Regions from separate parts of the Homo sapiens genome. Here all the other regions are linked to region 5. The links are chromatin contacts, found by Hi-C or POLR2A ChIA-PET in ENCODE. All regions are on one chromosome and are shown on one strand. Each heading gives the region's core, a stretch centred on a gene start or an enhancer-like site at or near the end of the contact. The rest is flanking DNA. Distances are from core to core; before and after follow the strand shown. Region 1 holds the start of CITED2 (Cbp/p300 interacting transactivator with Glu/Asp rich carboxy-terminal domain 2). Region 2 holds the start of HINT3 (histidine triad nucleotide binding protein 3). Region 3 holds the start of CCDC28A-AS1 (CCDC28A antisense RNA 1). Region 4 holds the start of HEBP2 (heme binding protein 2). Region 5 holds the start of RPS12 (ribosomal protein S12). Region 6 holds the start of RNF146 (ring finger protein 146).

What was found. A loop is a pair of places that touch in the nucleus more often than their neighbours do. ChIA-PET counts read pairs that join two places held with the same protein, here RNA polymerase II (POLR2A). Pooled maps may share reads with other maps.
Region 1: a map of CD8-positive, alpha-beta T cell shows a loop between it and region 5 (12-fold over the local background). The contact joins the promoter of CITED2 here to the promoter of RPS12 in region 5. A Hi-C loop is called at or near these places in 2 of 168 maps with a recorded cell type or tissue (CD8-positive, alpha-beta T cell and naive thymus-derived CD4-positive, alpha-beta T cell) and 6 of 50 pooled maps. POLR2A ChIA-PET finds 5 or more read pairs at or near these places in 1 of 52 experiments (CD4-positive, alpha-beta T cell).
Region 2: a map of naive thymus-derived CD4-positive, alpha-beta T cell shows a loop between it and region 5 (9-fold over the local background). The contact joins the promoter of HINT3 here to the promoter of RPS12 in region 5. A Hi-C loop is called at or near these places in 1 of 168 maps with a recorded cell type or tissue (naive thymus-derived CD4-positive, alpha-beta T cell) and 5 of 50 pooled maps. POLR2A ChIA-PET finds 5 or more read pairs at or near these places in 1 of 52 experiments (naive thymus-derived CD8-positive, alpha-beta T cell).
Region 3: a loop to region 5 is called in a map of CD8-positive, alpha-beta T cell, with 21 times the contacts of the local background. The contact joins the promoter of CCDC28A-AS1 here to the promoter of RPS12 in region 5. A Hi-C loop is called at or near these places in 3 of 168 maps with a recorded cell type or tissue (CD8-positive, alpha-beta T cell and naive thymus-derived CD4-positive, alpha-beta T cell) and 9 of 50 pooled maps.
Region 4: a map of CD8-positive, alpha-beta T cell shows a loop between it and region 5 (9-fold over the local background). The contact joins the promoter of HEBP2 here to the promoter of RPS12 in region 5. A Hi-C loop is called at or near these places in 2 of 168 maps with a recorded cell type or tissue (CD8-positive, alpha-beta T cell and naive thymus-derived CD4-positive, alpha-beta T cell) and 7 of 50 pooled maps.
Region 6: a map of naive thymus-derived CD4-positive, alpha-beta T cell shows a loop between it and region 5 (8-fold over the local background). The contact joins the promoter of RNF146 here to the promoter of RPS12 in region 5. A Hi-C loop is called at or near these places in 1 of 168 maps with a recorded cell type or tissue (naive thymus-derived CD4-positive, alpha-beta T cell) and 9 of 50 pooled maps. POLR2A ChIA-PET finds 5 or more read pairs at or near these places in 1 of 52 experiments (CD4-positive, alpha-beta memory T cell).

The regions. Positions count from the first base shown.
Region 1 is chr6:139,372,485-139,376,286 of GRCh38, forward strand. It overlaps CITED2 (Cbp/p300 interacting transactivator with Glu/Asp rich carboxy-terminal domain 2), which reads right to left and starts at 2,164. Exons shown (of 2, transcript NM_006079.5): 1 at 1,929-2,164; 2 at 1-1,468. The coding sequence starts at 1,460. The coding sequence ends at 648. RefSeq lists silencers at 873-972, 1,543-1,692, 2,153-2,532, 2,703-3,012 and enhancers at 1,263-1,322, 1,833-2,002.
Region 2 is chr6:125,954,597-125,958,274 of GRCh38, forward strand. It overlaps HINT3 (histidine triad nucleotide binding protein 3), which reads left to right and starts at 2,174. Exons shown (of 5, transcript NM_138571.5): 1 at 2,174-2,582. The coding sequence starts at 2,382. RefSeq lists enhancers at 2,187-2,286, 3,347-3,396 and a silencer at 2,457-2,676.
Region 3 is chr6:138,771,517-138,775,045 of GRCh38, forward strand. It overlaps CCDC28A-AS1 (CCDC28A antisense RNA 1), which reads right to left and starts at 2,187. Exons shown (of 3, transcript NR_161205.1): 1 at 1,999-2,187. It overlaps CCDC28A (coiled-coil domain containing 28A), which reads left to right and starts at 2,253. Exons shown (of 6, transcript NM_015439.3): 1 at 2,253-2,386. RefSeq lists enhancers at 1,304-1,978, 1,979-2,652, 2,016-2,065, 2,086-2,145, 2,506-2,565.
Region 4 is chr6:138,402,801-138,406,841 of GRCh38, forward strand. It overlaps HEBP2 (heme binding protein 2), which reads left to right and starts at 1,423. Exons shown (of 4, transcript NM_014320.3): 1 at 1,423-1,797; 2 at 2,345-2,480; 3 at 3,171-3,351. The coding sequence starts at 1,696. It also overlaps the pseudogene MARCKSL1P2. RefSeq lists enhancers at 117-637, 1,159-1,679 and silencers at 839-908, 1,039-1,888.
Region 5 is chr6:132,812,677-132,816,316 of GRCh38, forward strand. RPS12 (ribosomal protein S12) reads left to right here and starts at 1,893. Exons shown (of 6, transcript NM_001016.4): 1 at 1,893-1,937; 2 at 2,056-2,106; 3 at 2,296-2,412. The coding sequence starts at 2,093. It overlaps SNORD101 (small nucleolar RNA, C/D box 101), which reads left to right and starts at 2,631; the gene lies at 2,631-2,703. LOC107986644 (a long non-coding RNA gene) reads right to left here and starts at 1,612. Exons shown (of 3, transcript XR_001744345.3): 1 at 617-1,612. RefSeq lists enhancers at 359-428, 858-1,604, 1,519-1,798, 2,229-2,358.
Region 6 is chr6:127,264,803-127,268,869 of GRCh38, forward strand. RNF146 (ring finger protein 146) reads left to right here and starts at 2,062. Exons shown (of 3, transcript NM_001242850.2): 1 at 2,062-2,123. RefSeq lists silencers at 2,021-2,120, 2,221-2,490 and an enhancer at 2,691-2,750.

The DNA of each region.
Region 1 (3,802 bases), core at 914-3,413, 6.6 Mb after region 5:
CCCTATTATCATCTGTACATATGGGGGTGGGGGGGGCGGCGGGGGGGACAGCCAACTTGAAAGTGAACAGTATGACTTTCCTGATCCAGAACAGTTTGGCCCACATCTGTTTAATCTTCCAGTTTAGCATATTTTAAAAATTAGTCTGTACTCAAATGCATAGTTAAAAAAATGAAGCGAGATGGCAGTTTGTGCAGTAATATCTGCCCTTCGAAGTTCATGCAACCAACTAATGCAATTTTTCCTTTCACTCGTAAATCTGAATGCAGTTCAGTCATTTGAAACCATCTACAAAATCCACAAGATTAAGCAGTTTGCCAAGATTAATATCTAACAGTTGAGCACTGGAGAAAGTGAGGGAAAGGAGTAAAAACAAACAACGAAAAAGACCAAGTTAGCTAGATATTTCAACTACATAAGGGAGGTGGGTGAATGTCAAGGCTACAAAAACGAAACAAAAACAGGAAAAAAAAGTGGCAGCAATTTTTTTTAAAACCAATTTGTACAAGTTTATAGTTTACTTTGTTTCCAAGTTCTCAAACCTTTCAAGATCTGAAAAGTGAGATACTGTGTCTAAGGGAATGTTTCTTTTAATTCACGCCGAAGAAGTTGGGGGTTTGATTTCTTTCGCCGGGGTTTCGATCGAGTCAACAGCTCACTCTGCTGGGCTGCTGTTTGCACACGAAGTCCGTCATAAAATCAAACTCGTTTTGCCCCAGCCAGAGTTCGGGCAGCTCCTTGATGCGGTCCAAACCCATTTCTATCACCAAGGACATAAGAACTTCCTCGTCGATGAAATCAGTGTCTATGACATTGGGCGGCAGCATTGCAGCGGGGACGTGGGCCACGGAGGCGGGCATGTTGCCGCTGCCGCTGCCGCCGCCGCTGTTGCTGCTGCCCGCGCCGCCGCCCGAGCTGCTGCCAGAGCCGCCGGGGGTGCTGCTGCCGCCCGAGCCGCCGGGGGTGCTGCTGCCGCCGCTGTGCTTGGGGTTGCAATCTCGGAAGTGCTGGTTTGTCCCGTTCATCTGGTGGCCTGCAGCAGGGTGCAAATCCGGCATGTAGTGGTTGTGGGGGTAGGGGTGATGGTTGAAATACTGGTTGTTGAGCTTCTGCAGCTGCATGCTGGCCGGCAGGGAGCCTCCCTGGCTGGCCACCGGGGGACCCATGAACTGGGAGTTGTTAAACCTGGCCGCGGGGGCCAGCGCGCTCGGGGGGTGCCCTCCGTTCACAGTCCCCGGCCCCATCGCATGCCTGATGCCGCTCGTGGCATTCATGTTGCCCGCGCCGTAGTGTATGTGCTCGCCCATTAGGGCGTTGAAGGCGTGCTGGGGCTGCTGCTGCTGGTGGTGATGGGGGCTCGGGAACTGCCCCATGCCCATGCGGTGGGCAGGGTGATGGTGCAGCCCATTGGTGCCGTCGGGGAAGCGCCCGTGGTTCATGGCCATCATATGGTCTGCCATTTCCAGTCCTGGAAGTGAAAAGGGCAGATAATGAGACCCGCGCCACACGTGTCGCCCACCACAGCGCACCCCACTTTTGCTCGCCTCTGCCCCCCAGGATTCCCGGGCGCACGTCGGCTGCGAACCACCACCCCCAAGATCCCACTAACAGCCTGTGCACCCGGGCTAGCCACCACGGAAGAGCTACCACTCATAACACAGCCGGACGCTGCACAAACAGCCCCTTCCCCTGCGATCGGGCGGGGGGACCCGAGCCCACACCCCCTTTGCTCCCCGAAGTGGCCTAATAAAGGAAGTGCCCCGTAGCCCTGCTGCGAACTTCAGGCATTAAATCAGCCCTCCTCATCCTGTTGTTGCACATCCTGTTGTTATTCCCCAGCTTCGCCTCACGCTCTTCCTCCGGGCAAACCCTGCCCTCGGAGGACTGGGCTGGCAAGAGCCCCAGCCAGCTTCGCCCGTCGCGCTTACCTTCCGTTTTTGCGATTTCTGCTCCGAAGACCGAGGGCGGGCTCGTCGCGTCCAGGACCGGCTCAGCAGCACATAGAGGGGACCTTCCTGGCGTGCAAAGCGCTTCGCTGTCGCGATGTCGGCGCCGAGGTCTCGCAGCGGCCGCTGGGGCAGATTCGGAGCCGTTCCCTTTTATTTCCCCTCCGTTGCCCTCACAGCTCGGCAGGACCGCCCGGCAGCTGCCAACAATGAGCTGTGTTTCTTAGGGCTTTGGCCACAGTTAATATAGGCATTTCGGAAAGGCGGAGCGAGAGCCTCCAGGGCGGGCGGCGCCAAGACGCGGATTCCGGAACACCGCGAACACCCTGGACCGGGTCCCGGAGCCGCGTCCCCGCCGCCCGCGGCACGTGCTGCAGAGGCTGCGGGGCCCGGGGGCCGCCCAGTCGCCCCGTCGCCCCCCGACTCTGGTTTCTTCCCGGCCCAGAAACGCGAGGTTGGCTCAGCCACCCCCGAGGCAGGGGGAAAATCCTCCCCTGCCGCCCCGCCCGAAGGTAGAGCCTGCCGGGATAGCCACGAGGAGAGCTCACCGCCCCCCTCAGGCTGGATCTACCCCACCCCCAGCTTTCTCACTCGGTTCACCTAGCGATCTGCCCCGCTCTCTACGGGAAAAGGGGACTCGCCCAGCGCCCCCCGCCCTCCAGAGTGCCCTTGTGCCTCCCCGGTTTTGCAAAAGCTTCCACAGGCAGCGAAGAATGGCTGTGCTTCCTCGAGTTGGGTTTTAAAGACCCGGACAAATAATGCGCCCTTTCCTGAGCGCGCCTTCCTAGGCTGTGCCTTTGTGTTTTCATACGGGCAGTGGGTAGACCTACTCTAGATCACCGCTTGTAGATGCATTTTTTTCCTCCACTCCTTTCAAGGACAGGAGCTGGGGGCGGGGAGGGGCAGCCGCTGCAGGTGGACGGAGCGCGCTCGAGGGCCCGGCCACCCCCGCTCCCGCGCCCTGGAATTCCAGTCCGCGCTTTCGGGCCCGCCTGCCGCTCCCGGGGTACGTGTGCTTCTGCTAAGTTTGCGTTTGCAGCTCTTGGTAGCTTTGGCATCCGAGCTGAGGCGTCTCTGCTCTGTAAACAAACTCAGCGATCCTCGTCCCCAGATCCACCTTTTTGCACATACACAGTTACTTGCTTCTGCTGTTGCCCTGGATCCGGGAGGTGGGGGTGTGTACAAACTTGCAGAGCCTCCCTCCGGGCTCTGCCTGACGGTTTGGGGTTGATTTAGAAGCAAACGGGTTTGTAATTAAGAAATTTGAGGGCTGAGTAAGGCTGCTCTTGCTGGAAAAGGAAAACAAATAGATAACGTGGTAATCGCTTTGTAAATAAAGTCGTTCTGGAGGTGGGCACGTAGCTGCACGTCCCGTATGGCACCACGCGCACACACACGGCTGGGACTCTTCCTTTTCAGTGAAATTGTTCAGTGGGGCAATGGGCGATAATAATAACCTTGCTTCCACAACGCGGCACAACGAGCCTGGTCGCCCGTTTGGTTCATTGACTTGCAAATAAAACCCCTAACACAGGTCTGGGCTACTACCAAGTCGGAGCTCTCTGGCTTTCTCACATGGGGAAGCCGAGTTGTTTCCCCAACACCATGATGGGGCTGTTCTGAGCTTTTACATTGCTCTTTATGTGGTAAAATCGAGTTTAGCGCTCCGAATAAGGACTTCTGGGCAGTTGTTTCTTCATAACTCGATAGCCATTGAAGACTTCCTGCTGCGAAGAGCGAGTCCGCCTCCCCGCCCCCCCCTCGTCTTTTTCCCCCTTCTTGCACACAAGACTTTTAAAGGCCCTGTTTCTTGAGGACTGGAAATTCTGATACATTTCCCCGTTCAGGAATTTGCA
Region 2 (3,678 bases), core at 924-3,423, 6.9 Mb before region 5:
TCCATAAGTTAATACATGTGTATGATATGAATCAGCACACTCTTATCTGTAGTATCCTTGCACACTGTGAAACCTGAACACTCTCATGCTGTGACCTTGCTCCTAACCATTCTTCATTAGAAAATTGTTAAATGTCTACCTCCATGCAAAGCACTGTGTTGCAGGATTATTTAGGAATCAGAAAGACCGAGGGGTTGAGGAGGATTTATTATTTAGGTGCACCGGCACAGTCAGATTAACATCCGCTGAGCCCCGAACAAAGGGTCAGGTTACCTTTTAAGCATTTCGTGGGCAGGGGGCAGTTGGGGGGAGATCTGTGCAGGGGGAAGCATATTACAGAAGTAAGAAAAATGACAGTTATTTAATTGAGATATGCATTACATAATTTCTTACTTTTCAAGGAAAAACATATTTTATGACTTGAGTTTATCTGTCTAGTGACTTTGCAGCTGCACAGCTAGAGAAACAGGGTCTTCACAATGCCTGGGAAAGGGAGAGATAAGGCTCACTAGCCACAGATAGAAAAACAGGCAGTTAATTTTTAAAGGACTCTACCTCTTTCTCCTCCTCAGGGGGAACTGGGTTTTCTTACATACAACTGAGTTTTTGCTTACATATTCTTTAATTCCTGTTCCAACTGTACTAGGCATTATGGAAGATTCACACACCCAATCTTGTTGCCAAGAAACATAATTCCTAGCAGGATAAATAAGTACATAAATAGCTATAAGATACAAAGAGACAAATCCTACAAGAGAAATATTGAAAACCTGTTATATGAATTTGCAAGAGGATGTGCTTATGTCAGTTTGGCTAAAGAAAATTTCATGAAGGAGGTAGCATTGGAGGGGTGGCTTGGAAGGTAGAATTTGGAGTGAAGAGATGGAAACAAGAATATTTGAGAGAGAACTGTGTGAATAAAAGCAGTGATGTGAAGGTGTAGTACAGGCATGGAAATTGTGAATACTAAAATTTGGCAAAACTCTAATGTATTGATTCTGAACTCTGCTTTGGGGTGCTGAAAGGCAGTGAAGCTATTGTAGTGGTTCCCCAAACTACGGGCCAACTACAAAAAGGAATGAAAAATGTCTTGAATGTATATGTACAACAATTCAAAACACATACAACCACTTTTTATTACAACATAAATCCATTAAAAATCATTACTGAATTCCCAATTTGTTATGTATTTTCTAAATCAGCAAATACCAAGGGTGTAACTACTATAGTGAGCTAGTCCAACAAATTTTTTGGTGTTAAAAAAGGAGTGCTGTATGTCAAAAAGGTTGGTGGGTTTTGGAGTTAGACAAACCTTGATCTTAAACTCTGTCACTATTAATTAGTTGTGTGGGACTGGGCAACTCTGAGTTTGGTCCTTCATCTCTAGAGCGGTGGTTATAAAACCAACCTTGCGTTTTTTGACAATTAGAGAAATATATGGCATGTTTTAGATGCTCAGCAAGTGGGAAGTATCACAAAACGAAAAGCTGAGGTCAAATCAGAGTCCACCTTGAACACCAAGCTAAGGAACTGGTACTTTTTCTTTGAGCACATAGTTACAGAAGGTTTTGTCTGAGTGACAGGAAAATCAATAAGTAAGTTAGAAGGTGATTGCGTTGGTCTAGGTGAGGCATTATGAGGCACTGGCATTGAATTTCTGGGATATTTCAGAGTATTGACTATAGGACTCCACATCTACTTGTATATGAGGAATGTGAGATTAAAAAAAAGGTCGCTAGTTTGATCTAACTGTGCTGTTAACAACAATAAAAAGTCAACAGAGATGTAAAGGTCAGTTTTGGACATTTTGAGTTTAAACTCCTACAATTATCGTGGCTGAAAAAGCAGCAAACATGATGTCTGTTGAAAACAAGGCTTTAGGAATTTTGCTCATTCTTTAAAAACCTACGAATTTTAAAAATCAAACTTTAAAAAACTTTTTGTTTTTTTTTTTAAAAAAACGGCAGCGTAATACAATATTTGGACACGCTATACTATGGGCTTTGAAGAACGCCTGTCCAGAACACCCAACAAGCTCCATTATGTCAAACGCTCCCGCGCCTCTGTGATGTCACCACGACGCGCTGGGCGCTCTGCGACTTGGCAGACGTCGTGCGTCATTACCAACGAGGCGCAGGGGTCAGGACGACTCTCGGCAGCGCCATTGCGCGCCCTCTAGTGGCAGCCGGTTTTGAGGCCGGCCTCCGGCTTTGAAGTTCCTCACCGCGTCTCCTTCCCTCTCCCCAAAGCCTGGATCACCGCCCAGCGTCAGGCGAGGGGCGACGTCTCGAGGTAAAACGGAGGAGGTGCGGGACGCGGAGACTGCGCGGGCCCGGTAGCCCTGGAGAGGCCGAGGCTCTAGGCCGCGAGGGGCGGGTGCAATGGCGGAGGAACAGGTGAACCGCAGCGCCGGCCTGGCCCCCGACTGTGAGGCCTCGGCGACTGCAGAAACTACGGTTTCCTCAGTGGGGACCTGTGAAGCCGCTGGCAAGTCACCAGAGCCCAAGGACTACGACAGCACCTGCGTGTTCTGCCGGATCGCGGGGCGGCAGGACCCGGGCACCGAACTCCTGCACTGCGAGGTGGGCGGCGACGCGCGGCCGGGGGTGGGTGAGGACCTGGCCGCCCCTCGGAGCTCCGGCAGGGAGGCCTCGCCGTTGTGGAGCGGGTGCAGAGGATCCCGATCGCTACTCAGCTCGCAGAGGCAGGGCCGCTCTGTGTGGATGGGGCTCGGGGAAGCTGGGGATACGCCCACTACGGGCCTTTCTGCAGGGTCCGGGTGCTGATGACAGACTCACTCCTAGGGGACTGACAGGCAGTGGCTCCAGCGGTATCTTTGCTGTTCCCAGGGGCAAAGAGTGAATGACAGGGCCGAATGCTTTGGCCTATGTTTGCAGGTACCCAGGTAGTTGGTACAAATAACATTTTGTGGCCTCTGCTTTTATTACAAGGATTCTTCTCCACCTTCAAGATACTGATTTTAAATCCTGCACACTCTAATACCGATACTGATGAGAAAACTAGTAGAAAATAGGTAATGATAATTGTGGAAAGCTGTTTGTTAGATTGGCAGAAAATAGGCTGGAGGGAGTGGGTCTGAGGTCAAACTATTATTGAATTGCCTCTGAATTCCACTGTCAGTTGGGATGCGTGGACATTTTCAGAGCATGAAGACTTTGCCCAGATATTTTTAAACGGATAATCTGGCACACACTTTATTCTGTTGGTTTTACTTGTCCATATAGAAACAACTTTTTGAGAGAATTAGCTCCAAAGATTGTGTCTTTTGTAGTAAACATTCCTTTATTTTTTAAAAAATAAATATAATTCCTTCTAAGCACCTTGTTTTGGAGGTTTTTGAGCAAGATAAGGGACAGTCTGTGTCCCGATTTTACAATCTAAAGGGCGGAATGTATACAGAGGAGGTAGCCAGTTACAATGCCTCGTGCTGTGGTCAGGTGATTTTACAGTATTTTGTAAGCTTGTGGGAGGAGCATCTAACCCAGCTCTGAAGAATTAGGGAAGGCTTTCCAGAGGAAATGAGACATGAAGAAATAAGTAGGAGTTGATCAGATGAGGAAATGGAGAGAATAATGTCCCAGGTTGAGAGACCCCCCGAGAGGTTCAGTTTGTGTGATAGAAAAACTAACAGAAATTGTCTAACTAGTGCATAGAGTT
Region 3 (3,529 bases), core at 937-3,436, 6.0 Mb after region 5:
CCAGCTCTTAGGTTCAAGCTATTTGTCTGCCTCAGCCTCCCAAAGTGCTGGATTACAGGCAAAAGCCACCGTGCCTGGCACTCAAGGACTCATTTTCCTCAGATCATTCCATGGCTGGCTCATGCACTTTATTCATATCTCTACCTCAAAGCTGCATTTTCGGGAAGGCCTTCCCTGATACTTCTCCTTCAGTACAAACTACTTTTGACCTTAAGCTGTTATTTCAGGACTCTCATCTGACTAAATGAAACTATTTTATTTGCATACTAATTTATTGTCAGTCTCTTATATCGGGAATATAAGATCTCTGACTATAAAGCTCTTGTACCTTTTGTTGATAGATGCATCCTGACCTCCTATCACAGGGTGTGGCTAAAATAGGGACTTAAAATAGGTATTCAAAACCTGAATACCTATTTCTGAATACCTGAAACATGTCCATTTAGAAGGGTACTTTCCTGTGTCCCTACATCATGTTGGAGGTTGTAAACACAAATGCTACAGGGCTCAGATGGGTACTAAAGACAAAGAAAAACTAGATATTACTTGAACTGAGGTAAAGGAGGCAGATGCTTTCCAGCTTGAACCATTGTTGCCAGGCTACAATGCACATCTAACGTAGTCAGATCTTCCCGTTAATTCATGGGATGCCACATTGTTTTTATTCTTTCAATTTTAGCTGTTAGCAACCAATTTGAAAAAAAAAAAAGTAGCATGTGAATCACCAGTTGCAAGCTCTGTTCATACAAATAAGACAATTCGACATTAATTAAAAGGAGAAACTGGGAAAAGATATTGAGCAGACTGTACAGTAGTGTTTGTAATGGTGAAAAATGGGAAACAACCTAAACATCCATCACTATGGGAATTCCCAAATAATTTGTGACAAATCTATTTGATAAAGTCTAGCTATATTTATCAATGTGGATAGCTCTCAAAAACACAGAATTTGGTGAAAAAATCAAGTTGCAGATCAATACACAAAATATAATAGCATTCATGTAAAACTTCAAATGCCCCAAACCATTCTACATATTGTTTATAATACATAGTAATAGTTTAAATATAGAAACCTAGATTGGCAAGATACATATCAAATTCATGATCCTGGTTGCCTCTCTGAGGGTGGTAGTAGAATGGGACTGAGAATAGGGAACACCTTCTTTATCTGTAATGCTCCATTTCTTTCATTCATAAATCTGTTCGTTCTGGATAGTGGGTGCGTTGTTTATTCTGTGCTTTTTTTTTTTAACATTTCAATAGTTTTGTTTTTTTTTTTTAAATGGCGGGTGGCGGAAGAACATCCTATCCTAGAAGCCAAGAGACTGGGGTTGTCTTTGCTCTGCCTTTTCTGGCATGGATACAATCTCTAGATATGGTTTCCCCATTAGCTAATGCGGGGGGTGCTATGTGGTGTTCCTCCAGAGTCCCTTCAATCTAAGGACCTGTGAATCTAAAACCTTCCCACCTCCCACTCCAACACCGGGAAGGCTACCCAGACCAGGCAATGAAACGTGCATTTCTTCCCTCATTTAAGATAGATCTCTTTCTCTCAGCCTGCAATTCCTTCTCCAGAGGCTTTAAGTATAGTGGAAGTAGAACTATCTTTGACGACAGAGAGACACCTGCATCAATTAGCCTTTCTGAGCCTCAAATTCCCCATTTGTAAAACAGAGAGTATAACACCTACCCATAAAATTGTAGAGAGGTTTAGATACACCGTTATGTGTAGGGCCCGAACAGAGTAGCTATTAATAGTGGTAACAGACTCTCAATTAGGGGCTCAACATCATGGTCGCTGAACAGAATCACGGTCGCTGAACAGAATCACACTCTTCACGCCGCCTTGGAGCCAAAATTAGTTTAGCCGCGAGAAGTCCGGGCAACCAATCGGAAACAACCAAGGAACAGTTGCATGGCGACACTCTGGTTCCGCCTTCGGGCATGCTCGAACAGCATTCTGGGAATTGTAGTTCGGGGGGGGAATCTAACACTCACCGAGGGGCGGAGTAGCTTCCGGAAAGGGTACTGCATTTCCCGTTTCTACCTCCACTGCACCCGCTTATTGCGTCTTGCTCCTGGGTCACAGAGCCTAAAACGACACACCCAACACGCCCGCCGGAGTTACAGCTAAAGGAAGGACAGGGGAAGCAATGAAATGCCGAGGGCGGAGCCAAGAGCGACACTGGGGGAGCAGGAAAAGGCGGGGCTTCCGCTTGGGGCATGGAGGCTGTACCTCTTACGTCACTTCCGTAAACAAACGGAGCTGCGGAGGAGCGGGTCCCGGGATGTGACCGGGGCTCTGCTTGTGGCTGCGGCGGTGGCTTCTGAGGCTGTCGGGTCTTTGCGGGTTGCGGAAGGGGGCCCCAATACCCTTCTTCTTCAGGTATGTAGTGGAAGCAAAGGAACCTCCGCAACCTGCCCCTTTAGGCCCTTCCCACCACTCTGGTCACTGCTGGGTACTGGGCGGTGAAGGGTCATCGCTTCGGTAGATTGGGGAAGGGGAATGAGGTGATGTCAAGAGGGATGCCCAGTGGTACTGCTTGGAGGCAAGACCTGGCACTTAAAACCACTGTGTGAATAAGTAACTATGAGCAGTTTACTTATTATGCCTTCTCTAAAACATTCTTTGCTGTTTGATATACAGGAAGGGTTTCAGTGCTCTTGTGACAGATGTAATTTTCCAAAAACGAGGAAATCGCGAGTGCTGGCTCCGCAGAATATTGTGGTTTAGACCACCACTGGTTTATTTGCATTGCTTTACTTCCTAGATTTTTTTTTCTTGTACCACCAAGTGTGTATTAGCATCGTTAAATTTCAGGCCAGCGTGTTTATGCGTATCATACATTTTTACAGATCCTTGCCTCTTCAGAGAACTAATCGTCTCTATTCAGTCATCTTTCAAACTCTCATTTAATTTGTGTTGCATGTTGAAACAACACCAGAATTATTGTTCTGTTACAAAAAATGCTTCTTAAAAGAAAAATTGTTAGCCAAGGTTTAAGTGGATTGACACCCAGTGGTATCTGGGATTAGAGACTGGGCATTGGAGCCTTTCCCAGAAAGCCTCTTCTTTGGCAGTATTGTAGCTCCAGTTGTAATTGTCTAGCGTCAGCCAATTTAAGCTCAGTGGTTTAAATTCCAGTGCCAGTGGCACTAAGTCCAGGCAAAAGGAAAAAGAAAAATTTATTGAATTCATCAAATAATTATTTTAAGCGACAGCAATGGGTTTGAATCTTTTTGAATGGTCATGGCATGCCTAAATTAAACACAGCATGCCAAAAACGGCCTAATGTTTCTAGAAGGCAATTTACAACCTGATGAGGTAGAGATAGCCATATAAATTCATCTTATGATATATGAAATAATGAAGTTAAGAAAAATTTAACACTATGCACAAATAAAGTATGGAAGGGGTTTTTTTGTTTTGTTTTGTTTTGTTTTGTTTTGTTTTTGAGACGGAGTCTCGCTCTGTCGCAGTGGCACCATCTCGGCTCAGGGCAAGCTCCGCCTCCCGGGTTCATGCCAT
Region 4 (4,041 bases), core at 173-2,672, 5.6 Mb after region 5:
CTCCATAGGTGAGGAGGCAGAAGAGTCACCCCACCCTCCTTCCCATTTCTCTTGAAGGACAAGCTGCTCTTAGAAACCCTTCTTGAAAGATAATTATTTATTTATTTATTTATTTATTTATTTATTTATTTATTTATTTATTTTAGACAGGGTATCACTCTGTTACCCAAGCTAGAGTGCAGTGGCGCAATCTCGGCTCACTGCAGCTTCGACCTCCCCAGGCTCAAGCCGATCCTCCCACCTCAGCCTCCCGAGTAGCTGAGATCACAACCCCAGCACACTCAGCTTTTTTTTTTTTTTTTTTTTTTTTGGAAGGCAGCTATGCTCTCCACTCTACTATCAACGCTATTTTATTGTATTTTTGTAGAGACGGGTTTTCGCCATGTTGCCCAGTCTGGTCTCGAACTCCTGGGCTCAAGCGATCACCCCTGTCTTGGCCTCCCAAAATGAAGGGATTACAGGCGTGAGCCACCGTGCCTGGCCTTGAAAGGCAATTTCGTCTTCTTGGAAGTCTCCTTGCGAGGGAGGGAGCCTCCCCTTTGGCCTCAGCACCCTGGCTAGGGGGTGCTGGCTCCATGGCATTGCCAATGGTCCCGGCTGCCTCTTCTGTTCACAGGGGCCTACTCCCCTTCACCCTTGGGGGATGTCACCATTGCTTTTCACGTGGCCACCCTCCTGTCCGTTGGCTTTCGCGTGGGGAGTGCCTGCTGCCTCTGCGGCGGTCACGTCGCCCCGGAGAGCCTCGGAGCTCTGGCTGCCCACGATGGGAGTCCTCTGGGGGGCGCCGGAGCCGTGCCGGGTCCCCGCCGCAGGGGACAGTAACGCGGAGTCGGCCTGGCCGGCGGAAAGGGGGTGCTGGGGAACAGAGCCGCACCCCACTCGGCTCGGGAAAGCCCTGGTAACCAAAATTCTTGAAAAGCACTAGTGTCTGGCCTCGGCACTAACTCTCCCCGAGTCTCGTTAAGCCTGCGGGGATGACTCAGAGGGTCTGGGGTCCTGTCGGGGAAAAGTTCAGAAACCAGAACAGTTCCAGATTCTCTCCATGTGTCTGTGGTCCCACCACCTCCTCCGCAAGGGACCCTGAAAGCTGTCTGGGACCTAGGACAACTTCTTGGGATGAGTACGGCCATTCGCCCTGGCTGAGCCCCAGGAGTGCGGGCAGGGGCCGCGGGGGTCGGGTCGCCAGCCGCCACCTCCTGCCTTTCTCTGCCTGCGGTGCGCTGGGACACCCTCGAGGCGGCTCAGCGCCCGCGGTTCCCAGCGCGGGCGGGGCCGCGGCAGAGGTTCCCAAACCGGTTGCACAGAAACAGCGCCACCCCCTACTGCCCGCGGGGCCACCTGTGTGTGCCTTTCCTTCAAAAACAAAGGCGGGGCGGGGGCGGAAGTGCCTCAAAAGAAGGCGGGCCGAAGCGAGGTGCGGCTCCCTGTCGCCGCGGAGGGGCGGGGGCAGGACGCGCAACTCCGGCCGGAGCTGTCCGGGGTCGTGAGCCGGCCCCGCCTTGGTGGCGGCGCCCCCTCGCGGTCCAGAGGCAGACGCATCGGGTGGGCTCGGGTCTCCAGCCCGGCCGGGAGGAGGGACCGGGTCTGCGGAGCGGGGACTCGGGGCCTCGGCGGGGCGCGCACACGCAGGCGGGGCGGCCCGGGGTGCGGGGCCTCTGCGCGGCTGACCAGGCTCCCAGAGCGTCAGCGCCGCCCATGGCCGAGCCGCTCCAGCCAGACCCCGGGGCGGCCGAGGACGCGGCGGCCCAAGCTGTGGAGACGCCGGGCTGGAAGGCCCCGGAGGACGCCGGCCCCCAGGTAGGCGCCGACTCGGGAGCGGAGGGGCTGGGCCCGCCTTCCGGCTGATTTGCAGTGAGGCCAGCGGGTCCCATAGAGTTAAGTAAAAAGTACAGTTTTTTAAATGGTCCCAGTCCCTACCCACTATGCTACGCAAACGAGAAACCCCGGTCATTTAGCTCTACCCTCCCCGCTACCCCCAGTGCAGGTCCCATCTCAATTTCTTGTCTTTGCGGGGTGGTGGGGCGGGGAGGAACTGGTTACGTCCCAGAACGCGCGGTGGAACCCTCCGAACCGAGGGGGTGTAATAGATGCTTGTCTGAAAGTGTGAATCGAGTCCCCAGCGTGTGGGGTTGGGGCCGCTGCGGTCCCTAATCGCAAGGAGGGGAACCTCGTGGAGGGGAACCTCCCAGACCTAAGGAGCGGGGACCTCAGGCCGGACCCCGGGGCGGTGCAGCCCCTAGACAGGACGGCTCCAGGTCGACCCGAGATCATGGCACCGGTATTTTTGCATCTCACTCCTACCCTCTTAGAATTGCTTCTCGAAGTTTTCTCTGTTCCACTTTAGCCCGGAAGTTATGAGATCCGACACTATGGACCAGCCAAGTGGGTCAGCACGTCCGTGGAGTCTATGGACTGGGATTCAGCCATCCAGACGGGCTTTACGAAACTGAACAGCTACATTCAAGGCAAAAACGAGAAAGGTAAAAGCAGTTTTCCTTGTAATTATGCATATTGTGAAAGAGTCCCCGGGCTTATTATTGAGTTTTAGCTTATTAAAGAAATATCCTTTATAATGGAAAAATAAGCAAGTCATCAAAGACTTGTCTTGTTTTCAGACAAGACTCCTCAGGACCAGGGTTACACTGGGTATTACTTTTCAACCTCTGTTCTCTGATTTTGCTGGATGAACTGGGGTTTGGTGTAACTCGTGATAAGTCCTTTTCTATGGCTAACACCTCAAGATAATTTGGTGACTGGTAGGATCAGAGACGTCAGGAGGCAAGAAGGTACCAAGATTAGAAGCATCAAGTCATAGCTTTTGGTCTGGCTTTGCTGCTATTTATATTTTAGCAGGTCTCTTAGCCTGTGGGACCTCATTTTCTGAATGGTAAGAAAAAATAATTTACTGACCATGTAATCTCTAATTTCCCCTTTTATCTCTAAAAATTAAGAATTTATTAACCCAGAATATCAGTATTACAGAAAGTGGTTTAATGTGGGCAGTGAGCAATTGAGTAATTTTGGCCTTACTGTTTTAAGATGAAAATTATCTTAAAGGTAAATATGTCAACAATGTGAAGTAAATCAAGGAACCCAGATCAAAAAAGAATAGGTTAAATGTTTAAAGCTGTCAAAAATACACTAAATTTGCTTTCATTTTTATGTCACAGAGATGAAAATAAAGATGACAGCTCCAGTGACAAGCTACGTGGAGCCTGGTTCAGGTCCTTTTAGTGAGTCTACCATTACCATTTCCCTGTATATTCCCTCTGAACAGCAATTTGATCCACCCAGGCCTTTAGAGTCAGATGTCTTCATTGAAGATAGAGCCGAAATGACTGTGTTTGTACGGTAAGTGGTAGATAATTTATAGCCTTGCTGACTGCTAGTTTTACTTGCGTGCACTCACAGTTTAGCTCCAATGCAATTTCAAAAGGCTTTTTCACCCTTCCATAAAATCAGGTCTAATGCATTTTGTGATGTTTTCCTACTGGCTTTGTTGTATATGTTACTGAGGTCTGTCACAAGATAATAATCACTTCATTTAATGAGTCTATTGCATGCCCTTCATATAAGACACGGTGCAAATTATATGCTCCCAAAACAAAAGACTGCAATATAGTTAGACCTGAACAAAAATACCTTAAAACAGAAGTCTTAGTTTGTTCAGGCTGTTGTAACAAAATACCGTAGGCTGGGTAGTTTATGAAAAACAGAAATTTCTCTCTCACATTTCTGGAGACAAGGAAGTTCAAGTTTAAGGTGCTGGCAGTTTCAGTGACTGGTGAGGGCCCGTTTCCTGGTTCATAGATGGAACCTTCTCAGAAATGCCCTCATGTGGTGGAAGAGGCAAGGCAGCTTTATTGGACATGTTTTACAAGGCTCTACCCTCATGACCTAATCACTTTCCAAAGGCCTCATCTCCTAATACTATCACATTAGTGATTAGGTTTTCAAAATATGAATTTTGAGGCCCAGCACTTTGGGAGGCTGAGGCAGGTGGATCACTTGAGCCTGGGAGTTAGAGACCAGCCTGGGCAA
Region 5 (3,640 bases), core at 643-3,142:
CTGTACTGTCTTTAGATAATGAGAAATGCGCTGAAAGACTATTTGCCACATTCTCTTTCAAAAATACAAACGTGTTAATTATAACCTCCAAAAAAGGCAAGAAGGATTTCATGCCTTTGCCCCTACACTTTCATCCATTTAGAATACCCTCCTCTCCTTCCATGCTCACCGATTTGGAATCTCTTAGTTTTTGTTTTGAGCCTGTTTCGAATGCTGCCAGAAGCCTGAGGTCCTCTTACCTTTTCACACCATCCCCACTCCCTAACCCCCTGCCACTTTGTATCTCCTCTGTGGCCCTGAGGTATTCTGATTTTTGTCTAAAATCTTAATCCCACCACAAACAAACCAGGGCTACAGGAATGAATCATCTTTATAAATTCCTCGTTTTTTTTTTTTTTTTAAATCAAAAGCTCAATAAACATTTGCATGAGTTACTGACAGAGAAGCAGCTTCAACGCTTTAAAAATGAAACTGAAACCAGCGGAAAATCTAAAACTGAACTCTATCAGTAAACTGAACTCTATCAGTTTATTAACATTACAGCAGGTCTCTGTTCTGGTGAACTCCCTGGTGCTCTTACTGCGTTACCCATTTTTGTTTTTTTCGCTGCACTCACCAGTCTAACAGTATCTGCCCACTGGATTCACAGCGCTGGCACGTGCCAAGCGCCTAATAATTGCTCACTGGTTTGGCGGCTGACTACCCAGGAGAGGAAATTAAACACAAAGGCAGTATTGATCATATTCAGTAGTGTTTCGTGCGTTTGGTTTGGAAGTGGGGATTGGGGAATGGCCAATCACTTCCAAATTTAAAATATTGCTTCCTGGAAGAAAATGGACTCCTCAAAGACTGGATATTTCATGTCTGTAGTCCCAGGACCTGGCCCTGCGTCAGGCACATTGTAGGTGTTGAAAATGCACCTGAGGAATTCTGAGTTGCGCGGAACTGTGTATTCCGAGCACAACGCGTCGTTAAAAACCAAACAAAGCAGAACAAACTTCGTTCAGAAGCGACTCCCGCTATACTTAGAAACTAGAATTGACCCCTGGCTGCAGGGTTCCGCTTTACCAACACACCGCAGGGAAAGGGCTTAGAAATAGTGAAAGCGGCCGGGGGCGGCGGGTCACGCCTCTAATCCCAGCATTTTGGGAGGCCGAGGCGGGTGGATCCCCTGAGGTCAGGAGTTCGAGACCAGCCTGGCCAACATGGTGAAATCCCGTCTTTACTAAAAATACAAAAAATTAGCCAGGGTGGTGGCAGGCGCCTGCAATCCCGGCTACTCGGGAGGCTGAGGCAGGAGAATCGCTTGAAACCGGGAGCCGGAGGTCGCAGTAAGCTGAGATCGCGCCATTGCACTCCAGCCTGGAAGAGTGAAAGCATGTAGGCTCTCGTTTCATGAAGACAAAGATGAGGATCACACCCACAACGACACAAACATGGTCTCTCAGGGTGACTTAGAAGCGAAGGAACAAAGTGCGCTGCCTGGGGAGGCTGGGTCTTGTAGAAGCAACAGGAAAGTAGAACGTGGTGTGGAAAGGGTTAAAACTGGCGCTCGGCGGGATACAGGGCTCTAGGTGCCTTAAAGAACACGCGGACACACTTGTTTGGCTTCTGTCGCGCTCCGTAGAATGAGTTCCCTGGGCCTCGGTGGGCCACGCCTCCGCAAAGAAGGACAACGCGAAGCTGCCCGCGTAGTGCCTGTTGCACTCGCCAAGGACCGGCCTGGCAGAGATAGAAAACTCGCAGTACGTTTGCCTCAGAACCGCCTCAATCCGGAAACAGAAACTCCCCAGGCCCGGCACTGCGGGAGCCACCTCTTTCGAGGGTGGGAGTGCACATGCGCACAGGGGACCTGAAAAACCCTTAAATACCGGCATGCGTGCGGATGAGGCCTCTTTCCCTGCCGCCGCCGAGTCGCGCGGAGGCGGAGGCTTGGGGTAAGTTGAGCGAGGCGGCAGGGGGGTGTATTGGTTATAATTTGTGGCTCGTTGCGTTCTTGCTGGGATTCGTGACGAGTATCTGGTTCTTTAACAAGTCAATGCTTTTGTTTTTTAGTGCGTTCAAGATTCAACTTCACCCGTAACCCACCGCCATGGCCGAGGAAGGGTGAGCCCAGGGGCCGGGGTTGGAGTTGGGGTCGGGGTGCGGCTGAGGCGTGGGGCTAGAGCTGGCGGAACAGGACTGGGTCAAACGGGTCGCCGTAAGCGCGTCTGTTGTACACTTAGCTTTTGCTGAGTGCAAGGCCTTATGTGGTGTGAGGATTTTAACTGATGGTTCTGATGTGTCGCGTTTAAGCATTGCTGCTGGAGGTGTAATGGACGTTAATACTGCTTTACAAGAGGTTCTGAAGACTGCCCTCATCCACGATGGCCTAGCACGTGGAATTCGCGAAGCTGCCAAAGCCTTAGACAAGTACGTGTATCAGTCTCAATACTGTGGGTTCTTGCAACCGGAACAAAACTGCCACCCAAGGGAAGAAGGCATGGAGTTCATGGTGTTAGCGCAAAAGTTCTGAATGGCATCCGTCCTACCGGAAACCTAGGAAAAGGTATCAGAACTCAGATCTATAAAGCCCACTTAAAATGTGTGGGTTGCTGTTTGGAATGGGGATAAGCACTCAAAACTACAGTGTTTGAATGATGACTTTAATTGTCGGATACCCCTTCACTCCTTTTATGAGTGAAACATAAGAGTCTGACAAACCTGTAGGTTGTGGAGCTAGTCAGTCTTATACTTATCTGGCAGATAGATGAGATGGAGAGCCACATTACATCTGGTAGTTTGCAAAACAAGCATTAATTTAATGGAATTTCAAACTCAGGTTTCAGAAGCATTTGGTCCTAGATGAATTTAGTAGTATAATAGCTGTGATTTATTTGAATTTGGGATATTTGTTAATGTATTTGAATGGATCGAGTTAATGTGTTTTTTAGGGTGGTGGCATTGACAAATCAACCTACTCTTGAGCTGAATTTAAATGCAGTTTTAAGGTTTTACAGGACAAGTTCGTTTTGGTGTAATCTAGCCAGTTCAATCCGATGGAAACGGCATTATTGTTTAATGTATTTAGTAGGTCCTAGTATGAGTCTTCTGTATTTCTATTTCGGCATTATTGCATGGCATTTCATAACTGTTCCATTAATGCCACAGTCTTTTTTTTTTCTTTTTTCTTTTTTTTTTTTGAGACAAAGAGTCTTGCTCTGTCCCCCAGGCTGGAGTGCAGTGGCGCGATCTCATTGCAACCTCTACCTACCAGGTTCAAGCGATTCTTCTGCCTCCCGAGTAGATGGAATTACAGGCACACGCCACCATGCCCAGCTAGTTTTTGTACTTTCAGTAGAAACGGGGTTTCGCCATGTTGGTCTCTGGCTGGTCTGGTACTCCTGACCTCGGGTCATCTGCCCCCCTCGTCTTCCCAAAGTGCTGGGATTACAGGAGTGAGCCATCGTGCCCGGCCTTTCACATGTTTCTTTAGGTATATGAAGCTGGCTTACAAGAAAGCTATTATGGTTGGGTTTTGGCCAGAAGTTTTAAAAATGACTTACACCAATTCAGTGTGTCAGGGACAGAGGTTTTACTGAAGACCAGTTGTAGGTTAATTGAAGATGTATATGCTCCCTAGCAGGTTCTTCAGACTCAA
Region 6 (4,067 bases), core at 812-3,311, 5.5 Mb before region 5:
GTCTTGCGTCCTAATGTGATGAGAAATATGATGAAGATTAGTAAGTAAAATAAATTATCCATTACACTGTGATAAGTATTAAAAAGTAAAGGAGGAAATATGAAATATTGGGAATGGAAACATCATGACTTAAAATATGCTGACAAGTAGAGGGACTGACTGAAGAGTTGGACATCTGAGCACATATGGAGGGAGCATGATGGGGAAGAGTGTTCTAAGCAGAGGAAACCACAACTGCAAAGACTATGAGGTTGGCAGCTTGTGGAGAGCTTTCTGGGAATACAAAGCTGGGTAAACAGTCTGTGGGGTCAAAGAGGTAATGAGGGGAGGATTTTAAAGCCATCGTTAGGACTTTGGTTTTTACTTGTGTTGGGAAGCCACAGGAGACTTTGAGCAAAGGAGTGGTACGATCTCACTTCTTTTTAAGTAGATTTATTTAGGATTCTGTATTAAGGATAGAGTCAAAAGACTAGTTCCTGGTCTACCGTAACACTATAATCCAAACAAGAGATGATGCAGATTGTAGCGGAGGTGGTAAGTAGTTGGATATACTTTGAAGGAAGAGCCAACAGGTTATATGCCAAATGCATATAAGACATAAAAGAGAGGAGTTAAAGGTGGGTTTGAACAAGGAAAGATGCAACCATTTACTGAAATACAAAGACCTTGGGTATGAGTGAGAAGGGGTTGAACTAGCTGACATCTTACAGTCTGTGCCTGGATTCAAATCTCAGCTGTGTGTGTCTCTCTCTCTGTAAAATGGGAATAATAATAGTGCCTACCTCATAGTTTATTATGAGAATTAAGTGGGTATATATGAATAAAGCACTTAGAGCAACACCTGGCACATTGTTAGTTAATATTAGCATTACCTCTTCAAGCTGGAATCTTCGAGTACATATCAAATTTTAGCTATTCTCTGTTCATGGGCTGTGTAGGATAGAGGGACAAAACTGAGTGGCTAATAAGAAGATAAAGATAGAAAACTAAGCTTAAAGTTAAAGGATATACACTTCAATATTTCTACATGTATGGAACAGTATTGCATACACGCGCAAGCATCACTGAACTAGATGCACCCTTCAAGAGATTGGGTTACATATTGATATATATGAATGAGAACCCTGAAATAAACTGATTTCAGAGGAATAACAGAAAACATATACATTTCTATACCTATAAGGACACTGAAAACTTCCAATCCTGAATCAAACAGTTAATGAAATCCCAAAATGCAACACTAATGCAAATGAGAAGACGCTGTCATAGAATGTTGAAATACATACTCTTCTAAAGATAAAAGGTCTGCTCTTCCACCCTCTTCATTTTCCTACAAATTAGGAAAATTTAATCAGTTCTGAAAAAGGAAATGTACATGCTAAAATGGTGAATTACTGCTAGAGTTCTGATGTTTAAAACCACAGGCTTGCGATCAAAATAACCTCTTTAATTTTAGATTATCATGCAGATTAATTTCTTCAGTTTCTCAGGCACTATTCTGTTTTTTTTAAAAAAAGGGTGGGGTTTCAAAAGAAAACTAATACTCATTTTTTCCCCGATTAAATTGCTCAACCATTAAAAAGGAGAACAAATTGGAAAGTCCTACAGTACTCTCTCCCCTCCGTCCCCCCCCTCCCCATTTTTTTTCTTGAAAGGGAACAAGCAGTACTTTTGCTAAGGGATCTTTAAGCCGAAACTCAGCTAGGCGCCCCAGAGCTTCCTCAGGATAGCAAAGCTGGATTTTTGAGCAGCACCACCTGCTGGTCCTACACACGTTTTACTTCCTCCACCCCAAATCTCTTTCTGTTGGAACTGCACTCTTTCAGAGCCTCTGGGCCCTAATACAAAGCAAGCACACTCTAAAGAAGCCAGAAGAATGCAAGCAGCGAAGTCGCCGCTCCCCACAGGCAAGAGAGTACCGGCAGACAGCGGCGCGAGACAGGGGCAGAACGATGAGGCGCCGGAGTTAGCTCGCCGGTGCGGGTGCGGGTGCGCGGCGCGTCGCGGCCCCTCCTCCGCGACGCGCCGGGTGGTCACGTGACGGCCGCGCGCGTTCCCGGCAGCTGCGGGCTCCGAGGCCAGAGAGAAAAGACTGCGAGGTGGCCGCAGCTGTGGCCGGAGAGGTGGGAGTCGGAGCGAGGCCCTCTCGGGGGAGCAGGGTGAACGCCGGCCACTCTAGGATCCTCACTCGGGGAGAGGAGGCATAGCTCGCGGTGTCACCTCCAGCCGCAACGTACTCCGGGTCGGCCTTGCGCTCGGGGCCTGAGAGGGGCGGCGGCGGGGTCAGGGGCCGGTACGTAGATGGACGCCCTTGGGCTGGCGCGGCCCCGGCTGTCCGCGCAGAGGCGGGATGGGACAGTTCAGCCCTTTCCGCCACCCCCGCCTTGGCTGCTGGGGCAGGCAAGACGACCGTGACAGCCCCTGCGCTGCCCGAGGGCGCCGCAGCCCCTGCCCTGGGTGACGGCCGGAGCTGGTCTCGGTCCGGGTGCGAGGGGCGGAGCAGCGGCCATTACTGCGCAGCCTCTTCCGCCTGAGCCCGCTTCGCTGCCTCGGGTGGCAGGCGGGTCCCTCTCCTCCCCTCTGGGCCGTGGTTTTAGGCCTTTACCCGGGGACCTTCTGGCCTCGAGGTGTAGGGGCGGCGATGGTTTTTCGGCGGTAGCCTGCTCCATGTTTTCCCGTGTGGGGTCAGACAGTTTGGGCCTTGGGTCAGATCGAAGCCAGGGCGTACAGTCTGCATTTTTGCCTTTTCCCGGAGTGTCTCTGGCTGCTGCTTTCTCTTCTCTCGCTCTTCCTCCTTTTTTTTCTCCTGCTCAGTGTCTCGGTCTTGCCTAAAACGAAGAGAGCAATCCCTGCACCTTGTCCTAGTGAAGCCCAGCGCTGCATATTCTTAGTTGTTTTTGACGGCTGTTGAAGCATCGGAACAATTAAGAGATCTCAGAATATCCCTTGAGCCTCCAAACCCTCTGCATCTTAAAAGCTGAGGCTGTTGCTTTGTTCTGATTGTTGGGTGGGGAGTTCTCTTCCTACCCTCCATCCCGTCTGAAGGAGTGTGGGTCTTCCATTGTTGTCGCTATTTATTTTGCTAAGGCTTCTAAAGAATGTAAAATTGTTTTAAGAGTGGAGACGGAACCGTCCTCTCCACAGGTAAAACCTACAGGACTGTAAGTTTACACACACATCCTGGCAACTAGAATCTTTTCTCGTTAATCATATTGGTATATGTTTTAATTTATTTTCTCTAAGTGCCATTTTAGTGAGCACTTATTTCTCAAGTTTTGAACATTTTGTTTAATATTTTTGTAATATCGAAACAGTGTAGAACTGAGGAGAGAAGAAAGCCCAAAGATGATAGGGTACGCTTTGTTCTTTGTATGATTGGCATTTCAGGTAGTGGGCACATCCCCCCCACCTCGTGTGTGTACTTTTCAAATGGGATGTGAACGTATAATATTGGCATTCAATCCAGTATATAATTATAGAATTTGGAAGACTTAGGACATTTTAGTCAGTGAATCTATATTTAGACTTTTCAAAGACATGGCACGTAAGGACACGTGGAGAAAATGTCCCACACAGATAACAGGATTTGTGATTTTGGCTTTGCTGTTTTATGATTAGCAAATATTGTTTGTATAGAGTGTCTGGGTGCCCTAAAAACACATGAAAATAGGTCAACTAAATCTCGTTTTAAAGAGAAAACCGGAAGAGTGAACACCACTCTAAAAATAGATTTTGGATGTGTTTGTTTTGGTGCCTTGTATATCTTAAAGTGGAGGATGTTGTTCAGCCCAATCTTTCATTTAGAATTTATGTCTCAAATGAGCCAGTGTATCATGTGGGCAGACTGGAAATACATTTAAATATTTTTTTTCTTCGCTGGTTGTTCAGAACTTGGTAGAATTATAATTATCAGGAAAACTCTCTCCAAATAGCTGGTCTTTTAGACAAGAGAAGAAAAAAGAAATAACTTCTTTTAAAAGGAGATGTCAACTTACAAAGTGTTTTGTTTCAGTCTCCACCAACCTAACTTGTCAGAGGAAAGGAACAGACTTTTTTTTTTAAAGGAT